Regions from separate parts of the Homo sapiens genome. Here region 1 is linked to region 2. Evidence: chromatin loops called from intact Hi-C (ENCODE). Cell type or tissue: Calu3. All regions are shown on one strand. Links, peaks and the distances in the headings refer to the core of each region. The heading gives the core; the rest is flanking DNA. Region 1 has its middle 86 kb from the start of LINC01153. Region 2 overlaps LOC124902515 (a long non-coding RNA gene).

Region 1 (2,819 bases), core at 186-2,685, 66 kb after region 2:
CCAAGAGCCAAGAACAATGGCTTATGGAACCACTCCAAAGGAGTAGAAGTGGATCCTAATCAAGGAGCATTCCATACTCCTAGAGTTGGGAAAGTGGCAATTGATGCCTGGCTGGATTTCAAAGTGCTATGGACCCGTAACCGCCATGTGCCTCCCCTTCCTCCTCTTTTTGAATGGAATTGTTTATGGTGATTATCCTGTCCCTGTTTCACCAGGTATGTTGCAAAGTAGGGGGCAGGTACCACGTCTCTTTAGTTTATAGGCCTCTGCTTCAAGGGGAGATGTGGCCATAGTGCTGCACCTGTAGAAAAGCAGCCAAGGCACCTCATCTGTATCTGCATTTAGAGGATTGAGATCCTTGACTTTGAGACCAAGACTGACACCATAATGGGATACAACCTTTGGGCAAGCAGTGAATATATTTTGTATGTGAAAACAAAGAAAATAGTTTTTGCAGCCCTTTCTATTAGAATATGGAATCTATTTCATCATGCCTTTATGCCTAGACTGGCCTCATGATTTCCTTTGGTCAATAGAATGTGGCAGAGGTGACATTAAGGAGCTCCAGAGTTTGGGCATAATGAAGCCCTGATACTGTTGCCACCATGTAAGAAAACCCGAGCTACTGAATGTTGAGGTATCACATGAAGAGAGAGGCCTGGCCAAGTACCATGGCGCCAGACAGGTAGGTAAATTAGGTCATTTTAGACCCCCCAGACCCGGCTGAGGGGCCAGCTGAATGAGGCCACACAAATGAGCCTCAGTTGAGCCTTTCAGTTGAGACTAGAAAAACAACCACCCCATCAACCCACAGAGCCATGAGAAGCAATACATGGTGGTTTTAAGCGACTATATTTTGGGTGGTTTTTCACACAGCAATAAATATCAATAAATAACTGATACACTTTCCAACTGATTATTTTTACGTTCACACCCAAGTGAAGGAAATTCAGGAAGAAAAGCATGTTCTTGCCACCTATGGGAAAGGAATTATTGCATACAGATTATAATGTAACTCCTTTCTCTCTGTTAAAGTCTACCATAGTCACAGGCACTATACCAATCTGAATGTAAATCCAGGATCATAAAAACCTATTTGGATCCAACAGCTGAACAGAAGAGTTCTAAACCCACAGATGATGTCATTTGTTTATTTTCTTTAATTAATATACACTTGTATATTTATTATTTTAAAATGAACCCAGGGACCTTTCTTCCAAATCAGGGGTAAGAGTTTCCTTCCCAGAACCTACCTGGGGAAACCTGGAGAGATGTATTTAACTCAGAAAATATTGGTTAGCCATGCCAACTGAGAAAAAAACATTAGTCAGCTGTAACAACATTGTCACTGCAATGAAGGCAAAGAGGAATTTGAGGTCATTGTTTAAGAGTGTGGCTGACTGCAATACTTGCTACTAGAAAATTAAAATACAGCTTGACGCTTGAATAAAAGTCTCCATGAGTGAACAGAGCTTTCTTCTTTTCATTGAAAAAACATATAATTCATATAAGCAGTGATGAATTTCCTGGTCACTACATTTTAACAGAATGAGGGCACATCGAAGCTATAGGAATGTTCAGCCAGCCGCTGGGGGTTTCATGTGTTTACTGGCTTCCTGCCCACAGCTGGAACTTAGGCAAGTCCTTTTGGTTTGTGCCTCTGTTTCTGTTTGTAAGAAGACACAACTTGTCCCCCAGGGCTTGGCCCATTTGAACCTGGATGTTCTTAGCATGGAAGAGCTTAACTGGTAACTCTAGGATTAAATGCCATTTCAAAGATTCCCTTGGCATTACTCATTCTTCCTTACTAGAGTTCAAGGTGCAACTCTGCCACTTGCTGTGAGACCTTGAGCAAGTTATATAACCTCTGAATCTCAGTGTCTTGTCAATGAAGAAAAATGATTCCTGTCCCCTTACCGGATGGATTGGAAGAATAGAGATAATATGGGTACAACCCCTTAAATGGTTCCTGGCATGTAATAGTACTTCTCTTATAGGGTTTTTATGAGAACTCAATAAGTTAATATTTGTAAAGCACTTAGAATACTGGCTTGCATATGGAAGAGTTTGTTAAATAAAATAAATAAAAATCTAGACTCTGTTGCAATCAATGGAGCCAGCCCTCAGGAGTTTGGCTTCCGTTGTCAAAATGAAGCACAGAGTCAAAAGCCTGATTACTTCAGATCAAGACCAGAAGTCAGAATACAAGTATTCCCAGGTATTCCATATAACCCATGCACATGGATGCCTGCTGTATGCACCAGCTGGGCACTCCAGGTTGCATCGGGGAGGATAGTAGCAGTTAAGACGAAGGAGAGATTAACAAACTGCTACTTGGGTGGCCTAAGATGGCCTCTGTTGTGGTCATTGGTGTTGCTGGCAGCACCCATTCCCCTTTCTTCCACTTACTTTAGGGAGCTACCCAGTTCCAAGGGACCCAGTGTTGGCAGAACTGCCCATCAAGGTGTGTCATCCTTTATCTGACCAAGAGCGAGCATGTGACCCACCTGGATCAATCAGAAGCTGTCTCTCCCTGGGCTCAGAATCTCCAGCTAGTGGTACTGAGACTCCTGGACACTGTGGTTCTGGCCACTCTCTGAAGCCGTTTAAAACCTCAGGGGATGGGACTTGAAAATTTGCACCTTTATCAAGGGCCCTGATGATTCTTAAGCTATGAGTTGGAAGACTGGCTTCTGGTAGCCACTGATAAAGTCCACGACCAGACTGAAGAATTACCAGAAAGTCACACCTTAAATCAACACTTTTTAAACTGCCAGCTGGTTAGTGAAATTGATCACTGGGTGGTATCCAGCACTTTT
Region 2 (2,819 bases), core at 91-2,590:
CCAGGGAATTCTATGTCTCCATCCTGGATGAGGCTACCATCTTGGACCTTGATCTTCTGGGATACCGATGAGCTTTGAGCAGACCAAAGTGTCTGACTAAAGTGACAGATTAAGATATGTGAATGACCACCTTCTCCTAAAATGCACTGAATTTTAAAAAATTAGTTGTAAGTCTTTCTCCCTAAAATTTCTGTTAAGCCCCTGACACTTGGTATCTACTACTTGCCAGGGCATGTTCAGAGGACCAGGTAGCAGCAAACGAAGGCAGAGCTCTGGGGAGTGGCCCCTTCTGAGATGCCTGGGGCTTTGTGGTTGTGTTGCTCATGGTGGTTTTCATGATACCCACACAGTGGTATCATGGTTTCGGCTAGTCATTTTGCCCATGCCGTGTAAGTCGGGCTCTGCTCTGATCGATGTTTCTGAAACCCTGTCATGTGTTAGGTTTGAGCTTCACTGATGGCAAGATACAGAGAAAAAGAGTACAAATTTGAGGGTCAGAGAGACAGTTGTTCAAGCCCCCAGCTCACTCACTCACTAGACAATTGTGTTTCACAAGTTCTATAATCTTTCTGAGCCTTGGTGTCTGCATCTATAAAACAGGGTTAATAATACTACTTACCTCCAGATTGTCTTGTCAACCTTCTAAACTATCAAGCACTTGCCTGTGTTAACTGTTACTGTAGTATCCAATATAGGTGTGTCTCCTATTTCTATGGACTGTTTGAAAATATGCATGTGTGTGGGCACATGCACACCCACACACACACCCACACACACATACACACACATTCTGTCAATACTGGGAATGAACCAAAATAATTTTAGCTTTGAACTATTTCCTTCTCAGTTGAATGAGTCATTGCCCATTATCTTTATGATACAATAATGCAAAATGCCAGTGAAAGGAGCCGGTGTTTGTTTCAATGGACGATTAACCCTTCAGGTATGATTTTCCTTGTGTTGCTATTGAATTTTACATTAATTTTAAATTAAGGAAATACTTAAAAGGTAATAGCCAAGAGAACAAAAATGCTCTGTTAGTCCCATGGCAGTCATGAGAACTCCTGGCAGACCTGAATGGGATGACTGTGTAGTTACAAGCTGTGGGTTGCTGTTTGTGCAAGCACTTACCAGGTGCCTGTTTACATCTGACTGTGATGAAGGCCTGGCCCCTTCCCCAGAGGGTCATGGCCTGCAGGAGGAAGTCACACTGACATGGTTGCAGAGCTGAGTCCAGGTACAGAGTTCTGGATGCTGATTTTAAATACACCCTCTTTGTGTTTTCTTTCTTTTCTTCTTGGATTTCCTCTGTAGGGTTTTGATCACACCTTCTAGACATCATTAAAGGCAGTTCTTTTTCTCTCTACCTGAGATGCTTCCCCAGGCATATCATTAATGAGTGAGTTTAGTTTTAACTCCCATCTTTGAATCCACACAGCTTCAAGAGGGAATTTTCTAAAAAGACAAATCTGGTCATGGCTCTTGCCTGTTTAATATTTCTCCTGGCTACGGCAGTTTTATTTTGTAATTTAATTGTTATTTTAATTAAAGTTATACATTAACATAGGTTTTCTTTTTAAAAGGCAGAGTAGTACTAGTTTATAAAGAAAACAGCTGGCTCTTCCCTGTTCTTCCCAAACCCCAGGAGGAGCTATTTTTCACTTTTTCACAGTTTCTTCTCACACTTCCCAATATACACTTACACTCTGTGGTTGGCAGAATAGTTGTCCTTCCTAACCCAAAGGTGTCCATGTCCTAATTCCCACAACCTGTGAATATGTTAGTTTATATGGCAAAGGGGAATTAAGGCCACCAGTGGAATCACGGCTGCTAATCAGTTGACTTTAAAATAGGAAGATTATCCAGGATTCTCTGGATGGAGCCAATGTAATCATAAGGGACCTTAAAAGTGGAAGAAGAAAGCAGAAGTTAGAACTCAGACTTGATACATCATCACTGGCTCTTTGCCATGAGCCAAGTGATGTAAGCAGTCTCCAACAGTTCAAAGAGCAAAGAAACGGTTTCTCCTCAGAGTCTCCAGAAAGAAACAGAGCCCGGCTGACCCCTTGATTTTGCCTGGATGGTCACTCTAGTGAGACCTGTTTTAGACTTCTTCTTCTTCTTTTTTTTTTTTTGAGACGGAGTTTCCTTCTTGTTGCCCAGGCTAGAGTGCAATGGTGCGATCTCAGCTCACTGCAACCTCCACGTCCCGGGTTCAAGTGATTCTTCTGCCTCAGCCTCCTGAGTAGCTGGGATTACAGGTGCCCGCCACCACACCTGGCTAATTTTTGTATTTTTAGTAGAGACAGGGTTTCACCACATTGGCCAAGCTGGTCTCGAACTCCTGGCCTTAGGTGATCCACCCGCCTCGGCCTCCCAAAGTGCTGGGATTACCAGCGTGAGCCACTGCACCCGGCCTAGACTTCTAAACTGAAGAACACTAAGACAAATTTGTGTTGTTGTAAGCTACTAAATTATTGGTAATTTGTTATGGCAGTGATAGAAAGTTAACATACACTTCAATTCCATGATTTTTTCTTTTGAGTTCTAGAGATTGTCTGTTGACCTGTTGTTGAAGGCAAAGATGTAACTTACACATGCCCTCTTTCCACCCTTCCTCCATTTCTCTTCTTCCACCCTCCCTGGTAGTTATATTATATTTTAGAATATTTAATGTGTAATACTTTCTTTATGGTAGTACATATTTTGAGCTGAGTCACGTAGTGTACTATGATTATGTTTCTTTTCTTGTGCAGCTTTTTCTTTTCCCTGGAGCTAATAATTATCTTCTTTGTTTTCTTCATTTTCTAGTGCTTACC

What was found. A loop is a pair of places that touch in the nucleus more often than their neighbours do. Peaks named below come from ENCODE experiments on the same cell type or tissue, not always from the same donor. Only the 100,000 strongest peaks of a DNase experiment are listed, where the experiment ranks them.
Region 1: a loop joins it to region 2, with 2.8 times the contacts of the local background. A loop is called at or near these places in 2 of 110 quality-filtered maps.

The regions. Positions count from the first base shown.
Region 1 is chr10:121,091,433-121,094,251 of GRCh38, reverse strand. No RefSeq gene overlaps it. Among named protein-coding and RNA genes, the nearest start is that of LINC01153, 86 kb to the left of the region's middle. In Calu3, for the core only: no CTCF peak of the experiment used is centred there; a DNase peak (open chromatin) is centred at 1,651.
Region 2 is chr10:121,157,388-121,160,206 of GRCh38, reverse strand. All of the region lies in intron 1 of LOC124902515 (a long non-coding RNA gene), which reads left to right. Among named protein-coding and RNA genes, the nearest start is that of LINC01153, 20 kb to the left of the region's middle. RefSeq lists an enhancer at 95-1,294. In Calu3, for the core only: no CTCF peak of the experiment used is centred there; DNase peaks (open chromatin) are centred at 336, 776, 1,146 and 2,006.